Regions from separate parts of the Homo sapiens genome. Here region 1 is linked to region 2. A link is an interaction called in ENCODE POLR2A ChIA-PET data of the cell type or tissue named here. Cell type or tissue: OCI-LY7. All regions are shown on one strand. Each heading gives the region's core, and the rest is flanking DNA. Links, peaks and the distances in the headings are about the cores only. Region 1 has its middle 19 kb from the start of POP5. Region 2 overlaps CABP1 (calcium binding protein 1).

Region 1 (10,329 bases), core at 2,696-7,695, 66 kb before region 2:
TTTTCTGAGATGGAGTTCACTCTTATTGCCCAAGCTGAAGTGCAATAACACGATCTCGGCTCACGGCAACCTCCACTTCCCAGGTTCAAGTGATTCTCCTGCCTCAGCCTCCCGAGTAGCTGGGACTACAGGCGTGAGCCACCACACCTGGCCTTATGGTTTCTTTTAATTGTTCTATGGTATTAGCTCCTACCTTTATGTCATTGATCTATTTTTTGTTGTTGTGTGTTTGTTTTTGAGACAGGGTCTCACTCTGTCGCCCAGGCTGGAGTGCAGTGGTACAATCTTGACTCACTGCAGTCTCCACCTCCCGGTACAAGTGACTCTTGTGCCTCAGTCCCCCAAGTAGCTGGGACCACAGGTGTGTGCCACCATGCCTGGGCAGTTTTTGTACTTTTACTAGAGACGGGGTTTCACCATGTTGGCCAGGCTGGTCTCAAATTCCTAACCTCAGGTGATCTGCCCGTCTTGGCCTCCCAAAGTGCTGGGATTACAGGCGTGAACCACTGTGCCCAGCCTCAATCTCTACCTCTTGATGGGAGGTCAGCATGCCCTTATAGGGTGGCGGGGGAATGGTTGGGGGCCGTCTTTGGAGAGAGTCTACTACAGGAAGTTTTAGTAATCAGTTGGCTGTAAGAGGTTGGAGAGAAGAAGAACAGAAAAAGGCAGGCAGGGTATCATCCACATTTCTGGGTTGAGCCATTGGGCAGTTAGAGAAGCCTGGGGAGAAGCAAGAATGAGGTGAAGGAAATCAGTCACGGACATATTGAGTTTGAGCTCCTGTAGGCATCCAGGCCCCAGGAGCCCTGGGAATCAAATAAATGATAAACAAAACATGGAAGGGTACTTACAAGGGCTTATTTAACAAATATATTCAATAAATATTTATGGAACACTTTATGCTAATACTACCTAACATTTATGTGATGCTAGCCATGGGTCAGGTACTTTGCATTTAAAAAAAAATTGAGTTATGGCCGGGTGCAGTGGCTCACACCTGTAATCCCAGCATTTGGGGAGGCCGAGGCGGGCGGATCACGAGGTCAGGAGATCGAGACCATCTTGGCTAACACAGTGAAACCCCGTCTCTACTAAAAATACAAAAAATTAGCTGGGTGCGGTGGCGGGTGCCTGTAGTCCCAGCTACTCCGGAGGCTGAGGCAGAAGAATGGTGTGAACCCGGGAGGCGGAGCTTGCAGTGAGCCGAGATAGTGCCACTGCAGTCTGGCCTGGGCGAAAGAGCAAGACTCTGTTCTCAAAAAAAAAAAAAAATTGAGTTGTAACATACATACAGTAAAATGCATAAATCTACCGTGGTGGTGGTGTTATTTTTGAGATGGAATCTCAAGAATGAGATTCCAACAGAGTTGCCCAGGCTGGAGGGCAGTGGCATGATCTCGGCTCACCGCAATCTCTGCCTCCCAGGCTCAAGCGATTCTCCTGCCTCAGCCTCCCGAGTAGCTGGGATTACAGGCACCTGCCACCACGCCTGGCTAATTTTTGTATTTTTAGTAGAGATGGGGTTTTGCCATGTTGCCCAGGCTGGTCTCGAACTCCTGTGCTCAAGTCATCCACCCGCCTCAGCCTCCCAAAGTGCTGGGATTATAGGCATGAGCCACCCTACAATGTACATTTCATTGAATTTTATATATCACCTTGCAGGTAAAGATATAGAACATTTCCAGCCCCAGAAAGCCCCCTCTCAGCCATGTTATATTTAATTTTCACATTGACCCTATGAGGTAGGTAGTGTGATTATTCCCATTTTTCAGATGATGAAACTGAGACTTAGGTGAAGCGACTTTCCCAAAACCACATGGGGATAGAGTCTGGACTCTAATTTAGGTCTATATGACTAGGAACGTGGATCCCTTTCCAGCCCACCAAGATTTCTCCCTAAGGCCAGACTCTTGACTCTCAGACCCTCTGAGACCAAGCTGGGGAACACCCCATTCCCTCACTGAGCTGGGACTGGACTCAGACCTCTGGGGGGCACCCTGAGGGCAGGAGCTAGGTGGTCCAGCCTCCACTGGAGAATGGGAGCCCCTCATTTGTGGCTCTGTGGGAGGTACAGGGCCAGGGAGGATGTGGATTTAGGGTGAAGAGGGAAGAATGAGACGGGCCCTTCCATGTCCCCATCAGTCAGGGAGGGGGCCACCTGTGGGTGGTGCTGGCCGAGGCTACACGGCAGGTTGCAGCTGCACTCATTTCCCAGCAATGGGCCCCGGGGAAGATCAGCTTTGACCACGCCTCATCGACTTGATAGGGGAGAGGAGGGGAGCCACACCTGTCAGAACGACTTCAGGCCCTGCTTCCCAAGCATCCCTCAGACCTGCCGGGAGGCTCCTGGGAACGTCTCCTGGGCCTCCTTCAGGAGGACAGAGGAGGCTCCCCCCCAACCCCACGTGTCTGCCCCGCGCAACGCTCTGACCTCTTCTATCCTCTCCTCAAGTTAAAACTGACCTCCTCGCTCTTCTCCCAACCTGTGAAGCCCCTACTTGCCTCAGGGCCTTTGCACTCAATGTTCCCTCCATCTGGAACCTTCTGCTTCCTGGATTTTGCATGGCAGCCTCAGCCTTCTCATGCGTCCTGGCTCAAATGTCACCTCTTTAGAGGGCTATTCCCTGGACAAGTTGCCCTATTTAGTGCTCTCCTCACCAGCCAGCACAGTGGTGCCAGATGGCCTGGATTTGAATCACAGCTCCACCTGCTCCAATGCTGTGTGGCACTGGGCAGGTTACTTAACTTCTCTGTTAAGCCACAATTTCCTCAGCTGTAAGGTGGGAGTGGTGATTACAGCCTCATCGTGTGGTAGCAAGGATCAAATTATTTAACATCTGTTGGCAATGCCTGACCCATAGCAGATGCTTTACACGTATTAGCTTTTATTCATGTAAATGCTTATCCCATGCTGAAATGATTCTGGGTATTGATTTGTTTACTTCGTTTTTCCATCTCCCCCAATTAAAATGAGCCCCATGAGGCTGAGTGGGGTGGCTCACGCTTGTAATCCCAGTACTTTGGGAGGCCAAGGTGGTTGGATCACTTGAGGTCAGAAGTTTGAGACCAGCCTGGTCAACACGGTGAAACGCTGTCTCTACTAAAAATACAAAAAATTATCCGGGCATGGTGGCAGACACCTGAATCCAGCTACTCAGGAGGCTGATGCAGGAGAATCACTTGAACCCAGGAGGTGGAGGCTGCAGTGAGCCGAGATCGCACCATTGCATTCCAGCCTGGGCGACAGCGAGATCCCATCTCAAAAAAAAAAAAAAAAAGAAAAAGAAAGAAAAAAGAATGAGCCTCGTGAAGATGGTGGTTTTTTCTGTTTTGTTCACCGCTGTATCCCCAGTACTCCAACACTGCCTGGCACACAGTGATAAATGCTGGTTGAATAATCAAATGAGTAAACCAGGTTACTAAATGTTGATTAACTAATTGAATAAATGAATAAACCGGGTGACTGGATTCTTCTACTTGTAGCTCCCCAAACGTGCCATGCTCACTCTCATTTCCCGACCTTTGCTTTTGCTGTTCCCTCTGCCTGGAACTATTCACCAGGAGAAGGGAGGGAAGTGACAAAGGGGAGATCACCTGGCAGTGGCCCAGGTTCCTCTCTTGTCCTCGTTTCACTGCTGCCTGCACCGGATACTCACCAGAGAACCAGGGAGCAAGAATCTAGACTCTCCAGGACTCGAGTCACCTGTTACCACCACTTGTTCTGCAACTGGGGAAACTGAGGCCCAGAGAGAGGAAAGAACTCAGCCAAGTTTCCATGCTCAAGGGCAGTGCTCGTCCCTCTCCACTGTACATGTCTCACCCGGAGACTGTTTCCCACGTGCATGCTGTATCTGCTCCCAGCATGGGGCCCAGAGAGAGGCGGTGGGTGAGGGGCTGCGCCCTGCCTGTGGGCCACTGCCCTCCTCCCTGCCCACTGAGGAGCGAGCAGGGTGGCCCGGGCTAGTGAATTCACATGCTCCTGACTTAGACTCACATGAGTCACCATCCTGACACTTTCACTTATTAGCCATGTGACCTTGGGCTCTCTGAGCCTTGGTTCACTACCCTGCAGAAAGAGGAGACAAAACCTAACCCTCTTCCTCCAGCATTGCTGGAAAGATTTGTTTTGTTTTGTTTTGTTTTGTTTCTTGAGACAGTCTCTGTCACCCAGGCTGGAGTCACAGTGAATCTCAGCTCACTGCAACCTCCGTCTCCCGGGTACAAGCAATTCTTATGTCTCAGCCTCCCAAGTAGCTGGGACTACCGGCACCTGAGACCACACCTGGCTGATTTTTGTATTTTTAGTAGAGATGGGGTTTTGCCATGTTGGCCAGGCTGGTCTCCAACTCCTGATCTCAGGTGATCCACTCACCTCGGCCTCCCAAAGTGCCGGGATTACAGGTATGAGCCACCGGCAATCCCAGGAAATGAGCCCCTGGAAATATTTCTATTATAATAAAAGTTCACATGTATCGAGCACTTATCCTCAACTACCCTGCGGGGCAGGTATGAATTTTATCCCCATTTTCCAGATAAGGAAACTGAGGCTCAGAATGGGGAAATAACTCTTCGGAGGTCACACAGCTAGCAGGAAGTAGAGCAGGAATTCCAATCCAGGCAGGCCGACTTCAGAGCTCACATGCTTAGCCATATGAATGCATCAGGCATACAATAGTAGGCGCTCAATGGATATTAGCTACTGGTGGCCCTCTGACCAAGGCCCTAGGAAGAACTTGCTTTCATGTTGGCACCGTTTTCCAGGACAAACTCCATCTTTTGTTTATTTTCTTCCCCTCTAATCCCTGCTTGGAAACACAAGGCCTCTTAGCAGTCCCTCTCTGAGGGATTTTCGGATTATTCCCACCTTGATTAGTTCCAGTTTCTCCTGCAGAAGCAGGAGTTATTTTGGGGCCTTGATGGCTCCCTCTGGCTGCCTGTGACCTCCACCCCGTTGCAGACACCTCTCCCTTCACCTGCACGGCTCATTAGCCGCATTCTGCTGCTCGGCTGCTGCTTTCCGTGCCCGCAGTTCCCCGCCCTACCTCGAGGGCCAGCACCTGCTCCCCTCCTCCCGGACCCCACAGCCACTCCTGCCACCCCACTATTTTGCAGGGATAGAGGCTGTTAACTGTTTCTTTTTTTAATTACCATTTTAATTTTTTATTTTTTGAGACGGAGTCTCGCTCTGTTGCTCAGGCTGGAGTGCAGTGGCGCGATCTCTGCTCACTGCAACTGCCACCCCCCAGGTTCAAGCGATTCTCCTGCCTCAGCCTCCCGAGTAGCTGGGACTATAGGCATGTGCCACCATGCACCGCTAATGTTAATTTTGTCACCTGTGTCCTAATCCTCAGACCCCAACTTTGCCTCAGAGCAATGACCCTCCCTCCAGTTCCAGGATTTTCCCAGACTTGAGCAAAAGCTCACACACCATTTGGATGCAAATGGGTTTGGCTGGTGTTCCCACTCCCTGTTCCTGTGGGAACCCAGTCCTCAATGTCATTCAGCCTGGGGCGGGAGCAGTAAAAACTCCCAAGGATGCATTTTATGTGATGTATATTTTACCACAATTAAAATAAAATTCCCAAGGGGTCACAGGACGCCTCCCCGCCTCTGCCACCATGTTATGTCGCCGTGCGTGGGGCCCACGTCACAGGCGTGGGGCGTGGGTTCTGTGGTAGCTGTCTGTTCTCTCTCTGCTCCTGGCTCTTCTTTCCAGCTCTGCGTTCTGCCTCTGCCAGGGCCGCCTGCAGGCCTTGCTTGCTTTTCAAAAATAACTCTTGAGTCTCTCACTGAGCTTGGGGGCTGCTTCCTGGGTGTCCCGGGCTGTGTGTTAATCCTTCCAATGCAAAACTTCCTGAAGCTTAAGACTCTGGGCTGGGCGAGGGAACTGGTCACCAGTGTCGGGCTGAAGTAGCTCAGATACTGACCTGCTGTTCCAGCACCTATGGTAAGGGCAGGTGGGTCCTTCCCAGTGACAGCAAGTCATTCATTCACTCATTAATTCAGATATTTATCAAGCATCCACTAGTGCCTATTGGCTGCTGAGCACACCCCCAGGTGGCCCCTGTTGGTTTCCCATTTGCTCCTCTTTGAATTTCCATTTCCTTCTCTAAAGTAGGGGTTCTCCTTTTTTTTTTTTTGTTAGCTCACTGCAGCCTCTACCTCCTGGGCTCCATCGATCCTCTTACTTCAGCCTCCAGAGTAGATGAGACTACAGGCAGTTGCCACCACGCCCAACTAATTTTGTTTATGTTTTGTAGAGATGAGGTCTCAAGGCCGGGCGCGGTGGCTCACGCCTGTAATCCCAGCACTTTGGGAGGCCGAGGCGGGCGGATCACTTGAGGTCGGGAGTTTGAGACCAGCCTGACCAACATGGAGAAACCCCGTTGCTACTAAAAAATACAAAATTAGCTGGGCGTGGTGGCGCATGCCTGTAATCCCAGCTACTTGGGAGGCTGAGGCAGGAGAATTGCTTGAACCCAGGAGGCGGAGGTTGCAGTGAGCTGAGATCGCGCCATTGCACTCCAGCCTGGGCAACAAGAACGAAACTCCGTCTCAAAAAAAAAAAAAAAAAAAAAAAGAGATGAGGTCTCGCTCTATTGCCCAGGCTGGTCTCAAACCCCTGGGCTCAAGGGATCCTCCTGCTTCAGCCTCTCAAAAGTGCTGGGATTACAGGCATGAGCCACCACGCCTGGCCAAATAGGGGCTCCTAAATTGGGGTGGCCATCAGTCCCAGTGGGAAACAGATGGCAAGCTCAAACTGGGTGACTTAAGGAAGGCTGACTAAAGGGATCATTTAGATGTGGACAGGGTGTACAGAAATCGCAGGAGACAGTGCAGTGCCGAGACTGGTTACAATGGGAGGGCTGTTACCTCCTTAGGCATGGCAGGAGCAGTTCCCACTAGCCAGAAAGTTATGTGGAGAGGGTCACTTTAAGAGAAGCTGTTGGCCAGATGAGGTGGCTCATGCCTGTAATCTGGGAGGCCGAGGTAGGTGGATCACTCGACATCAGGAGTTCGAGACCAGCCTGGCCAACATGGTGAAACCCTGTCTCTACTGAAAATACAAAATTAGCCAGGCGTGGTGGCACGTGCCTGTAGTCCCAGCTATTCAGGAGGCTGAGGCAGGAGAATCGCTTGAACCTAGGAGGTGGAGGTTGCAATGAGCCAAGGTTGCGCCACTGCCCTCCAGCCTGGGTGACAGAGCAAGACTCTGTCTAAAAAAAAAAAAAAAAAAGAAAGAAAAAAAAAAGAGAAGCTGTGACCTTCTGTTAACCAGCCTGAGGTGCCCTTCAGGAGGAAGCAGTTGCATAAATACCCTGAGTCACTCCACCTTCTCCCTTCAGTCTCCTCCCGGGGGCTCCTCCTTGCCCAAACCAGATTAGAAGCCAGGGGATATGGAAGGCTGTTGAGTCTGAACAGCTGAGTCTCCTTGGGCACACGGCAGGCTGGGGAAGTGCCCCAGATGGGCAAATGGAGGATATCGGACCTCTTCCCTGCTAGTAGTAATGGGGGTAGGAATAGTAAGTGATAGAATATATACTTAATAAATATTAGCTATTATACTGGTAGTGTTCATATTAGTTTATTGACTCCTGTGTAACAAATTACCCCAAAACTTAATGGCTTTAAACAATAATATTTATTACCCTACATGGTTTCTGTGGGCCAGGAATTGGGAACAGCTTAACTGAGCGGTTCTGGCTCATGAAGTTGTGGTCGTGGGTACAAAAAAAAAAAAAAAAAAGCTAGAAAGAAAGAATAACAGCCTGGGCAACATGGCAAAATCCCGTCTCTACCCCCGCAACCACGCACAAAAATTAGCCAGGTATGGTGGTGCATGTCTGTAGTCCCAGCTACTTGGGAGGTTGAGGTGGGAGGATGGCTTGAGCCTGGAGATCAAGGCTGCAGTGAGCTGAGATCGTGCCACTGCATTCCAGCCCGGGTGACAGAGTGAGACCCTGTCTCAAAAAAAAAAAAAAAAAAGTGAATGAATAAATGAATGAGCCCTAGTATTTGATGGCACAGCAGGGTGCGGCTATGGTCAATTATATGTATATATATAAAAAATTGTTGTTGCATTTTAGCTTTTTAATTTATTTTTTAAATTAAATTAAATTAAATTAAATTTTGTTTTTTTTTTGAGTTGGAGTCTTGCTATGTCACCCAGGCTGGAGTGCAGTGGTGCGATCTCACCTGCAACCTCCACCTCCCGGGTTCAAGTGATTCTCCTGCCTCAGCCTCCCAAGTAGCTGGCACTACAGGTGCCTACCACCAAGCCTGGCTAATTTTTTGTATTTTTAGTAGAGATGGGGTTTTACCATGTTGTCTAGGCTGGTCTCAAACTCCTGACCTCAGATGATTGGCCCGCCTCAGGCTCCCAAAGTGCTGAGATTACAGGCGTGAGCCACCGTGCCCGGCCTAATAATTTAATTGTACATTTTAAAATAACTCGAGAGTGTAATTGGATTGTTTGCAACACCAAGGATAAATGCTTGAAGGGATGGGTACCCCATTTTCCATGATGTGATTATTTCACATTGCAAGCCTGCATCCAGACATCTCACGTACCCCATAAGTATATGTACCTATGATGTATCCATAAAAATTAAAAAATTAAATAAAATACTTAGGTTAAAAAAAATGTCAGCCAGTCACCCAAAGGCTTGCCTGGGATTGAAGGACCTACTTGGCTCACCCACATGGCTGGCAGGCTGGTGCTGGCTTCTGGCAGGAGGATTTAGTTACTTGCCATCCAGACCCTTCCACAGGGCTGCTTGAATGTCCTCATGACATGGTGGTTGGCTTCCCCATGAAAGAGTGATCAGGCCAGGCGCGGTGGCTCGTGCCTGTCATCCCAACACTTTGGGAGGCTGAGGCGGGCGGATCACTTGAGGTCAGGAGTTTGAGAACAGCCTGGCCAACATGGTGAGACCCCGTCTCTACTAAAAATACAAAAATTAGCCAGGTGTGGTGGCGGGTGCCTGTAATCCCAGCTACTTGGGAGGTTGAGGCTGGAGAGCATCTCTTGAACCTGGGAGGAAGAGGTTGCAGAGAGTCAAGATCATGCCACTGCACTCCAGGCTGGGCGACAGAGCAAGACTCTGTCTTAAAAAAAAAACAAACAAAAAAAAGGCCAGGCATGGTGGCTCACACTTGTAATCCCAGCACTTTGGGAGGTCGAGGCGGGCAGATCACGAGGTCAACAGATTGAGACCATCCTGGCCAACATGATGAAACCCCGTCTCTACTAAAAATACAAAAATTAGCTGGGCGTGGTGGCACGTGCCTGTAATCCCAGCTACTCGGGAGGCTGAGGAAGGAGAATTACTTGAACCCGGAAGGCAGAGTGGCCCAATCTTGGCTCACTGCACTCCAGACTGGTGACAGAGTGAGACTCTGTCTCAAAAAGAAAAAAAAACAAAAACAAAAAGAAAAAAAAAAGAGTGGTCAATGTGTTTTATGGCCTCCCTCATCTCAAAAACCACAGGCTGTCATTTCCACTATCTCCTATTGGTGATAGTGGTCAGCCCTATTTAATGTGGAGGTGCTTGAATCCCGAGAAGCAGAACCACTGGAGGCCTTCGTGGAGGTTGGCTGCCATGGTTCTCAATAAATTAGCTAATTTAAATTCCATTTAAGCTGGGTGCGGTGGCTCATGCCTGTAATACCAGCACTTTGGGAGGCTGAGGTGGGAGGATCACTTGAGGTCAGGAGTTCAAGACCAGTCTGGCCAACGTGATGAAACCCCATCTCTACTAAAAATACAAAAATTAGCTGGGTGTGGTGGCAGGTACCTGTAATCCCAGCTACTCAGGAGGCTGAGGCAGGAGAATCACTTGAACCAGGGAGGCAGAGGTTGCAACAAACCGAGATTGCACCACTGCACTCCAGCCTGGGCGACAGAGTGAGACTCCATCTCAAAACAAAACGAAACAAAACAAAACAAAAAAATTCCATTTAAGTCTCAAAACCCTATGGGGCTATCTAAAAAAACAAAAACAAAGATCCTATAAGAGAATGATTATTATTATTACTTTACCATGAAAGAAAGTATTATTCTCTTTTCAGATGAGAAAATAGAGTCACAGAAAAGTGAAATAGCTTGCCCAAGATTGTAAACTAGGAAGTGGCAGAGCCAAGAATTGAACCCAGGTGAAGATCTTCCTTTCTTTCTTTCTTTCTTTTTTTTTTGAGACAGAGTCTCACTCTGTCGCCAGGCTGGAGTGCAGTGGTGAGATCTCGGCTCACTGCAACCTCCACCTCCCTGGTTCAAGTGATTCTCCTGCCTCAGCCTTCCGAGTAGCTGGGATTATAGGCATGCGCCAC
Region 2 (9,829 bases), core at 4,830-9,829:
AGCTCTGTTCTCTGACTCATTCTTTTTTTGTTTTTTTTTTTTGAGACAGGGTCTCACTCTGTTGTCCAGGGTGACAGAGTGCAATGGCACCATCATAGCTCACTACAGCCTCAAACTCCTGCTGACCCATTCTTGTATCTGGAACAAGGGGCTGGAGGCACAGAGGTTCTGTGCCCAGGCTGGTGGGGCTGGTGGCTTCTTGGGCATCTCCTGTTAGGGGCCCAGGAGCTTCTATGTCTAAGGGAGATGTGGGGCTTTCTTCTCCCCTCAAGGACCTGATCCAGGCACACCTGTGCTGCATCCTCGTCACCTCCTACCCAGTGCCTGCTGCCACGTGGATGGCCCCCAGGTTAGGTATTTTGTGACTTCCAGGTCCCTTGTCGCGGCTAATAGGACATGTTCTTTTGTTTCAGGATAGATCACTGCGACCAGAGGAAATTGAAGGTAAAACTTGGCCCCTTGGGGGAAAGGACTGCCTAGCCCTCTAGGAAGGTGTGGGAAGGGAGGTTGATGGGAAGAGAGGCCCCTGGAAATGGGGCCTGGTGCAACGCGGGGTATCTTCTGTGAAACCAGCTGCTGAAGGTGTGCACAGGAGGCAAGAGAAATGCCCCAGCATCCTGGGAAGCTCCTGGGCCTCTCTTTCCATGCCGGTGGGCCTTTGGGCTGCCTTTGCCCACAGAGGCTCTGCGGGTCCTACCCCTGACCACATCCACCTTTGCTCACTTCCCCAGAGCTCCGAGAGGCCTTCAGAGAATTCGACAAGGACAAGGATGGCTACATCAACTGCCGGGATCTGGGCAACTGCATGCGCACCATGGGCTACATGCCCACCGAGATGGAGCTCATCGAACTGTCCCAGCAGATCAACATGAACCGTGAGTCCCTCTACCAGGCATCTGCGTCCCTTCGGTCCTCACCCTTGCCGTCCTCTGCAGTCAGACAGGACTGGCTTCAAATTCTGCATCCACCTCTTACCAGCTCTGTGATCTGGGGCCAACCACTTACCCTCTCTGAGCCTCAGTTTCCTCACCTGTAAAATGAGGGCCGAATTGGAGGAGTGGAGCCCAGAAAGTAGATTAGGGAATATCTGTAAAACAGCCCAATAACTGGCTCACAGGAAGAACTGAACAGAGGGCTCTTGTTATTATTAAGTTTGTCTCTATCTGATGAGCAGGTCAAGGAGGGGTTGTCCATTCTGTCAGTTGTCTAGTTGGAGACAGGGAATGGGTATGTCGGGGATGACCTAGCCCTTTCCTCCTTTTCCAGTGGGTGGCCATGTAGATTTTGATGACTTCGTGGAGCTAATGGGGCCTAAACTCCTGGCAGAGACAGCAGATATGATTGGTGTAAAGGAACTGCGAGATGCTTTCCGAGAGGTAACGGACAGAGGCAGGCAGGCATGGGGCGGCTATTGGAATCCTATCTGCAGTATAAATACTTCAAAAGAAGCCTGAGCCTCAAGTCCCAGATCAGGGGAGGGAGCTTGGACAGAGAAAGGTCTCTGGTAAAGGGGGGCAATGACACTGGAGAAGGAGCTCAACTTTGGGATCTGCTGCTGCCAATCGCCATGCTGGGGCGACCTCTCCTTCCTTCCTGCCTTCTCTAGTTTGACACCAATGGTGATGGGGAAATAAGCACCAGTGAGCTGCGAGAGGCTATGAGGAAGCTCCTGGGTCATCAGGTGGGACACCGAGACATAGAGGAAATTATCCGAGATGTGGACCTCAATGGGGATGGACGAGTGGACTTTGAAGGTAGGTGGGGCTTGAAAGTGGGAGAGAAGCAAGCCAGCAGTGGCCATCCATGGAGCCCTCCAATTGTGTATCCATCATGCAACCATCAATCCGCCCTAATTTTCCAACCCCCAGCCCTTTCATCCTCTTATCCCTCCGTCCATGCCCCCGTCTAATCCATCTCCCATCCCTTCCCCATGCATCTATTCATGCATCTGTCCATCCATCTATCCATCCTCTACCTTTCCATTCATCTGTCCATTTATCCATCCATTCATCTACCTATCTATCCATCTGTCCACCATCCATCCATCCATCCATTTATCTACCCATCTATCCATCCATCCATCCTCTACCTATCCATCCATCTGTCCATTTATCCATTCATCCATTCATCTACCTATCTATCTATCTGTCCATCATCCATCCATCCATTTATCCATCCATCCATCCGTCCATCCATTCGTCTACATATCTATCCATCCATCCATCCATCCATCCACCTATCCATCCATCTGTCCATCCATTCATCTACCTATTCATCTATCTGTCCATCTTTCCATATCTATCTCTCCATTTTTCATCTGTTTATCTCCTTATCTGTCCAGATGCCTATTTATCCATTCCTCCATCTCTAAGCAATCATTCCTATAGCAATTTATCCATGCATTTATCTGTCCATTCGTGCATCTATTCATTCTTCTCTACATTCACCCATGAATCTATCTATGTATTCATCTACTCATATAGATCTCTCTATGTGTTCACACTTCTATACTTCCATTCACACATTCATGTCTCTTCGTCTGCATATACTTCTACCCATACTTGCATTGATCTATCCATCTATCTGTTCAGTCATTTCCTCATCTATATCCATCTACTCATCCATTCACCCATCCCTGTGTCCATCTGCACCCATCCTTCTCTATCCATTTATCTGTCTACCCACGCATGCATCCATCCACGGTAGGTGTTTTCTGAACATTACATTCCTCAACTGGACACTCAGGCTCCCTAAGATCTGACCACAGCTCACCTCCCCAGCCACAACTCAACAGTCCTTCATTCACACTCCACCAAAATACTTGTGATCAGTGAAGCTGCTAGGGTCCCTCTTGAATACACTGATCTTTTTGCCAGGAGGGCTTTTTTGTTGTTGTTTGTTTGTTTGTTTGTTTGAGACAGAGTCTCACTCTGTTGCCCAGGCTGGAGTGTGGTGGCAGGATCTTGGCTCACTGCAAACTGCGCCTCCCAGATTCAAGTGATTCTCCTGCCTCAGCTTCCCAAGTAGCTGGGATTACAGGCGCCCACCACCATGCCCGGCTAATTTTTGTATTTTCAGTTGAGACGGGGTTTCACCATGTTGACCAGGCTAGTCTTGAACTCCTGACCTCAAGTGATCCACCCGCCTCGGCCTCCCAAAGTGCTGGGATTACAGGCGTGAGCCACTGTGCCTGGCCACCAGGAGGGCTTTTATCCTGTTCTTTTTTTTTTTTTTTTTGAGACAAAGTCTCGCTCTTGTACTCCAGGCTGGAGTGCAATGGCACGATCTCAGCTCACTGCAACCTCTGCCTCCTGGATTCAAGCGATTCTCCTGCCTCAGCCTCCCGAATAGCTGGGATTACAGGCGCCTACCACCACGTCCAGCTAGTTTTTGTATTTTCAGTAGAGATGGGGTTTCACTATGTTGGCCAGGCTGGTCTGGAACTCCTGAACTCAGGTGATCCACCCGCCTTGGCCTCCCAAAGTGCTGGGATTATAGGTGTGAGCCACTGCATCTGGCCTATCCTGTTTTTTACTTGGGCTAAGTTCTGTTAGCCCAAGGGACATTCTTCATGACTCGACAGTGGGACTCCTTCTTCTAGCACCCTTCCCTGGTTCCTCAAACTGAACTTCCTCTTTTCTGGGTTTTCACAGCACGTCAGGCTCACCTGTTCTTCACACTGTCCCCTAACTGCTGGTTAGAGTTGTCTTCCCAGTTGACTCTGAACTTTGAAAGAAGAACCCTATTTTCTTAATCACTGCATTTCTTGCATAACACAGCTAGTGCTCAGTGAAAGGTTATTTATTTATTTATTTATTTATTTATTTTAAGACAGGGTCTTGCTCTGTCGCCCAGGCTGGAGTGCAGTGGCGTAATCTCGGCTCACTGCAACCTCCGCCTCCCGGGTTCAAGTGATTCTTGTGGCTCAGCCTCCCGAGTAGCTGGGACTATAGGGGTGCACCACCATGCCTGGCTAATTTTTTGTATTTTTAGTAGAGACAGGGTTTCACCATGTTGGCCAGGCTGGTCTCGAACTCCTGGCCTCAAGTGATCCACCCGCCTTAGCCTCCCAAAGTGCTGGGATTACAGTCGTGAGCCACCGCGCCCAGCCTCAAAGACTTTCTTTTTAAAGAATCAATAGTAATCATAATAGTTATAATTTACTGTACACTTATGTGCAGTCATTGTACTAAGTAGCTTTACACATATTCTTACATTTAATTCTCAGAATGACTCTATGGATTGCATTATTATAACCTCATGTTACAGATGAGGAAACTGAGGCTCAGAGAAGTAATATAACTAGCTCAAGATTGCCTGCCTACTAAGAGGCAGAGCTGGGGCACAGCCCCAGGCCTGAAATCACAGCAGAATGCAGTCTTGTGCATGACGCCATGTGAGGCACTACGGGATACAGGGAAAGGGTAAAATGTTGACTCTGCACACCAGGAACTTGCATTCTGAGCAGAAAGACAAGATAAGCATGTGCCAGAGACCGTGAGTGTCCAGAACACAAAGGCTGGGAGGTTTTCTCTCAGGAGCAGTTGGCCTTCAAGGCCAGGGAGCGTGGATAGTTGGAGAGAAGGCTTTGTTATCACCAGATCTGGAAATCTCAGGTCTCCCTGTATCCAGGTAGCGCCCACCACAGATGACAGCCTTGCTCTTGAAAGCCTGGCATCCCCCATTCATCCTACGAGGATGCATTGTACATCTGCTGTGTGCTAAGATCTGGTCTCTGCCTCGAAGAGCTCAAAACCAGCAAGAAAACCAGAGAAAACAATAGCATAATCCATGTGTGCTGGGGGAAGCACAGGGGGCTGCTATAGAGGGGGCGCCTGTGCCAAGTTGCAGGGAGGGATTAGGGAAGACTTCCTGGAGGAGGTTATAAATAATTAGAGCCCCCCAAAATGGGAAGAGCCACCAGGTGAGAGGGAAGGGCAGGTATTTACCCAAATGAGTTGAAAACCTATGTCCACACAAATCTGTACATAGATGCTTATAGCAGCTTTATTCATAATTGTCCAAACTTGGAAACAACCAAGGTGTCCTTTCAGTAAGTGATGGATAAATAAACGGGGGCACATCCAGACAATGGGATATTGCTCAGTGCTAAAAAGAGATGAGCTAGGCCAGGCGCTGTGGCTCATGCCTGTAATCCCAGCACTATGGTAGGCCGAGGTGGGCAGATCACTTGATGTCAGGAGTTTGAGACCAGCCTGATCAACATGGTGAAACCCTGTCTCTATTAAAAATACAAAAAAAATTAGCTGGGTGTGGTGGCGCACACCTGTAATCCCAGCACTTGGGAGGCTGAGACACAGAATCGCTTGAACCCGGGAGGCGGAGGTTGTAGTGAGCTGAGATGGTACTGCTGCACTCCAGCCTGGGCAACAGAGCAAGACTCTGTCTCAAAAAGAAAAAAAAAAAAGAGAGAGAGAGAGATGAGCTATCTAGTCATGAAAAGACATGGTGAAGAGGGGACACACATGCATATTACTAAGTGAAAAGCCAATCTGAAAACACTGCATACCCTATGATTTCATCTATATGACATTCTGGAAAAGGCAAAACTATGGAGACAGTAAAAAGATCAGTGGGTGCAAGGGGTTGGGGGGAGGGAGGGATGAATAGGCAGAGAAGAGAAGATTTTTAGGGCAGTGAAACTATTCTGTATGAGGCCAGGTACAGTGGCACATGCCTGTAATCCTAGTATTTTGGGAGGCTGAGGCAGGAGGATCACTTGAGGTCAGGAGTTCGAGACCAGCCTGGGCAACATGGTGAAACCCCGTCTCTACTAAAAATACAAAAAAAATTAGCCAGGCTTGGTGGCGCATGCCTGTAGTCCCAGCTACCTGGAGAGCTGAGGTGGGAGGATCGCTTGAGCCCGGGAGGTCAAGGCTGCAGTGAGCCGAGATTGTGCCACTGTACTCCAGCCTGGGTGACAAAGTGAGACCCTGTCTCAAAAATAAATAAATAAATAAAAATAAACGATTCTGTATGATACAACAGCAGAGGATGCATGTCATTATACATTTGTCTGAACCCATAGAATGTACATCGCCAACAATGAACCCTGATGTAAACTGTGGTCTCCAGGTGATAACGATGTGTCGGTGTCGGTTTCTCACTTACAACAAATGCACCACTCTGTGTGGGATGTGGTTGGTGTGGGAGGCTATGCGTATGCGGGGACAGGGGTTGCAGAAAAAAATCTCCGTACTTTCTAATCCGTTTTGCCATAAACCTAAAATTGCCCTTAAAAAAAGAGAGAGAGAGGCCCGGCGCGGTGGCTCACGCCTGTAATCCCAGCACTTTGGGAAGCCGAGGTGGGCGGATCACGAGGTCAGGAGATCGAGACCATCCTGGCTAACATGGTGAAACCCCATCTCTATAAAAATACAAAAAATTAGCTGGACGTCGTGGCGGGCTCCTGGTCCCAGCTACTTGGGAGGCTGAGGCAGGAGAATGGCGTGAACCCGGGAGGCAGAGCTTGCAGTGAGCCAAGATCACGCCACTGCACTCCAGCCTAGGTGACAGAGCGAGACTCTGTCTCAAAAAAAAAAAAAAGAAAAGAGAGAGAGAGAAGGGGCTGGGCACGGTGGCCACACCTGTAATCCCAGCACTTTGGGAGGCCAAGGCAGGAGGATTGCTAGAGCCCAGGAGTTTGACCTTACAGTGAGCTATAATCATGCCACTGCACTTCAGCGTGGGCGACAGAGGGAGACTCTGTCTCTACATTAAAAAAAAAAAAAAAAAAGGAAGAAGAAGAAGGGAGGGGGTACAGGTTGCTTTCAGAAAAGCTGAGAGGAGACCAGCCTGGCCAACATGGTGAAACCCCATCTCTACTAAAAGTACAAAAATTAGCCAAGCGTGGTAGTGCACACCTGTAATCCCAGCTACTAGGGAGGCTGAGGCAGGAGAATCGCTTGAACCCAGGAGGTGGAGGCTTCAGTGAGCTGAGATCGCATCACCGCACTCCAGCCTGGGTGACAGAGCAAGACTCCATCTCAAAAAAAAAAAAAAAAAAAAAATGCTGAGAGGTGAGAGAGAGAGTGCGCCAGCTGCACTTGAGGGGCTGAAAAGATCTGTGTAGTTGGAGCACAGAGGTTGGGAGTTAGCCTGAGAGATATGGCTGGAGATGTCAGCTGGCGCCAGATCAGGGAGGGCCATGAGGCTGTGTCAGGATATTGGAGATTTTTCCAGTGGAGAGCTGTGGGAGGTTTACGCAGCGGTCAGATCCGCAGATTAGAACACTCTCGCTGGCTGCTGTGTCCATGGATTGGAGAGGGCGGAATGGATGGGGGACCAGCACAGAGTTGGGGCAGTGGCAACAGGGTGGGGTCTGAAGGCAGCAACCTGGGGAGGCCTCTGGCTGCTGCTTGCTCCCCAGCTGCTCCTCTACCCTTCTAGAGTTTGTCCGGATGATGTCCCGCTGAGGCCGCGAGGGCCCCTCCAGGACTGCCAAGCTCCCAAAGGCGGGGCTAAGAGGAGCTAGAGCTTGCCTCACCCGCTGTAGCCGCCGAGAGCCCAGGATGTACTGGCGGATGGGGCCTGCCTGCACCCCGGGGAGGCGCCCACCCCGGACCCCCACCCCTCCGCACTGTGAAAGACTAACTCCTGCAACTGGAAAGCGGGGGCGCCCGCCGACGAGGAGGCCACCGTGCCAAGCCGGCAGAGGTCATGCCAGGCGCCAAGGGCCATGTGCCCAGCTGCTGCTGGCTGGGTGGGCCAGGGAGCCCGCCAGCAGACCCCACACAGCATGTCCGCCCCAGGGCAAAGCCTCCCACCTTCGCTCTGCGCCCGTCCCAGCTCGCCTCAGCCCTGTTATCTCAGAACCAATAAAAATATTTCCAAGAGCAAGACAGCCGTGATGGTCTTTCCTCCTTGGGCCTGGTTAGATGACCCTCACATTTCCTGAGTACCAACTGCATGCCCAGAACCTGCTGATCATTTTTGCATTCAGCATTTTTTGTTTGTTTATTTATTTATTTCGAGAAGAAGTCAAATGAGGGTTCTTTTGACCTTCCTGTGTTTTCTGTTTTGAGACAGGGTCTAGCTCCGTCACCCAGGCTGGAGTGCAGTGGCGTGATCTCAGCTCACTGTAACCTCTGCTTCCCAGGTTCAAGCGATTCTCCTGCCTCAGCCTCCCGAGTAGCTGGGATTACAGGCGCCCGCCACCACGCCTGGCTAATTTTTGTATTTTTAGTAGAGATGGGGTTTCACATGTTGGGCAGGCTGGTCTCAAACTCCTGATCTCAAGGGATCTGCCTGCCTTGGCCTCCCAAAGGGCTGGGATTCCAGGCGTGAGTCTCCATGCCTGGCCAACATGCATTTATTGAGTACCTATTATGTACTCAGTGACTTCCATTCTCATCCGTGGGCCAGAACCTGGGACTGCTAAGGGAGACTGAAGAATGTAGTTAGTTATTTAGCTGGGTACTCAGCTTCCCCAAACAAAATCAGGTTCTATAAGAAGAGAAGCATCCAGCAGAGTCTGTATCACTTCTGACTTTCTGGAACTTTTATACTGGTTGGAGAGACAGGCATGAGAGAAACACATCATATAGGATTACAAATTGTGATACTGCTATTGAGGAAAAATATAGGGACCTTCGGCAGGATATACTAAGGAGGCCTGGCCTCCTGTAGGGAGGTCAGAAAAGGCTTGCCCAGTGAAGTGATGTCAAGGGTTTTGCTCTGGAGGAAGTCCCAGTGTGTGCGGACAGACAGATATAGACACAGCTGCCACTGGCTGCGCGCCGTGGCTCATGCCTGTAATCCCAGCACTCTGGGGAGGCTGAGGCGGGAGGATCACCTGAGTTCAGGAGTTCAAGACTAACCTGACCAACGTGGCCTGTCTCTACAAAAATAGAAAAATTAGCCGGGCGTGGTGGCATGCACCTAGAGTCCCAGCTTCAGGAGAATCGCTTGAACCCAGGAGGTGGAGGCTGCAGTGGGCCGAGATCATGCCACTGGGTGACGGAGCGAGACTCCGTCTAAAAAAAGAAAGAAATAGCTGCCATCCTCTCTGCTGAGTGGGAGGAAGATGTGTAGCCAATAGGCCCAGGGTTTGCTTGCTGTGTGACTTAGGGCCAGTCGCGTCCCCTTTCTGAAGCTCAGTTTCTTCCTGTGTAATGTGGGGATGATAAAGGATGGGGTCAGTGCATAGCAAGTGCCCTCAGGGCATTGCACCACACGGCACACCCCAGGGACTGCTATTCAGACTGCAGTGGAATCATGCAATTGAAAAGACCCATTGTAATTCGTTTCTATAAGTGAAGTCTTAAAGCAGCCCAAAGGAGAAATCTGTGGGTAGAAGTTGTCGAGTCTTAGACAGGCTTGGAGCGTACTTGGGCAGGTGTGTGGGGTGGCCGGTGTACCTCAAGCCATTGGTTCCCAAATCTTAGCATACAGCAGAATTGCCTGGAGCATTTGTGAAGCCCAGATCTGGGCCACCCCCGCAGTGATTCTGATCCCATGTCTGGGGCGCAGTCCATGAATTTGCATCTCTTACAAGTTCCCAGAGGATGCTGATGCTGCCAGTCCATGGACAACAACCTGAATAGCACTGCTGTAAACCCCAGACACAAGGGAGGCTGGTGTGCCTCCAGGCAGCCAGGGGAGGCTGCGGGGTTGATGGCTGGGGGTGGGAGGTGGGCAGAGCATCCGCTGCCCGCTGTGCTGCCGCAGAGGGAGGATCCTTATTCTCAGACCTGGCAGGGAATGTGCAGGATCGTGGGCCCCAGCCAGAGGCCCGGGTAATCCTCACGTTCCCGAGGTCAGTGGGGCTGGGAGCTCCAAATTCACTCTAATAATCCAATTCTGAGAC

What was found. ChIA-PET counts read pairs that join two places held together with the same protein. Peaks named below come from ENCODE experiments on the same cell type or tissue, not always from the same donor. Only the 100,000 strongest peaks of a DNase experiment are listed, where the experiment ranks them.
Region 1: POLR2A ChIA-PET joins it to region 2 with 5 read pairs; 5 of 35 experiments call an interaction of 5 or more read pairs at or near these places.

The regions. Positions count from the first base shown.
Region 1 is chr12:120,595,334-120,605,662 of GRCh38, forward strand. No RefSeq gene overlaps it. Among named protein-coding and RNA genes, the nearest start is that of POP5, 19 kb to the left of the region's middle. RefSeq lists an enhancer at 1,722-2,222. In OCI-LY7, for the core only: no CTCF peak of the experiment used is centred there; no DNase peak of the experiment used is centred there.
Region 2 is chr12:120,659,465-120,669,293 of GRCh38, forward strand. It overlaps CABP1 (calcium binding protein 1), which reads left to right. Exons shown (of 6, transcript NM_001033677.2): 2 at 414-444; 3 at 732-875; 4 at 1,267-1,376; 5 at 1,607-1,754; 6 at 7,411-7,860. The coding sequence ends at 7,436. Among named protein-coding and RNA genes, the nearest start is that of MLEC, 23 kb to the right of the region's middle. RefSeq lists enhancers at 7,245-7,766, 7,767-8,287. In OCI-LY7, for the core only: no CTCF peak of the experiment used is centred there; a DNase peak (open chromatin) is centred at 6,817; H3K4me3 peaks cover 973 bases; H3K27ac peaks cover 3,768 bases.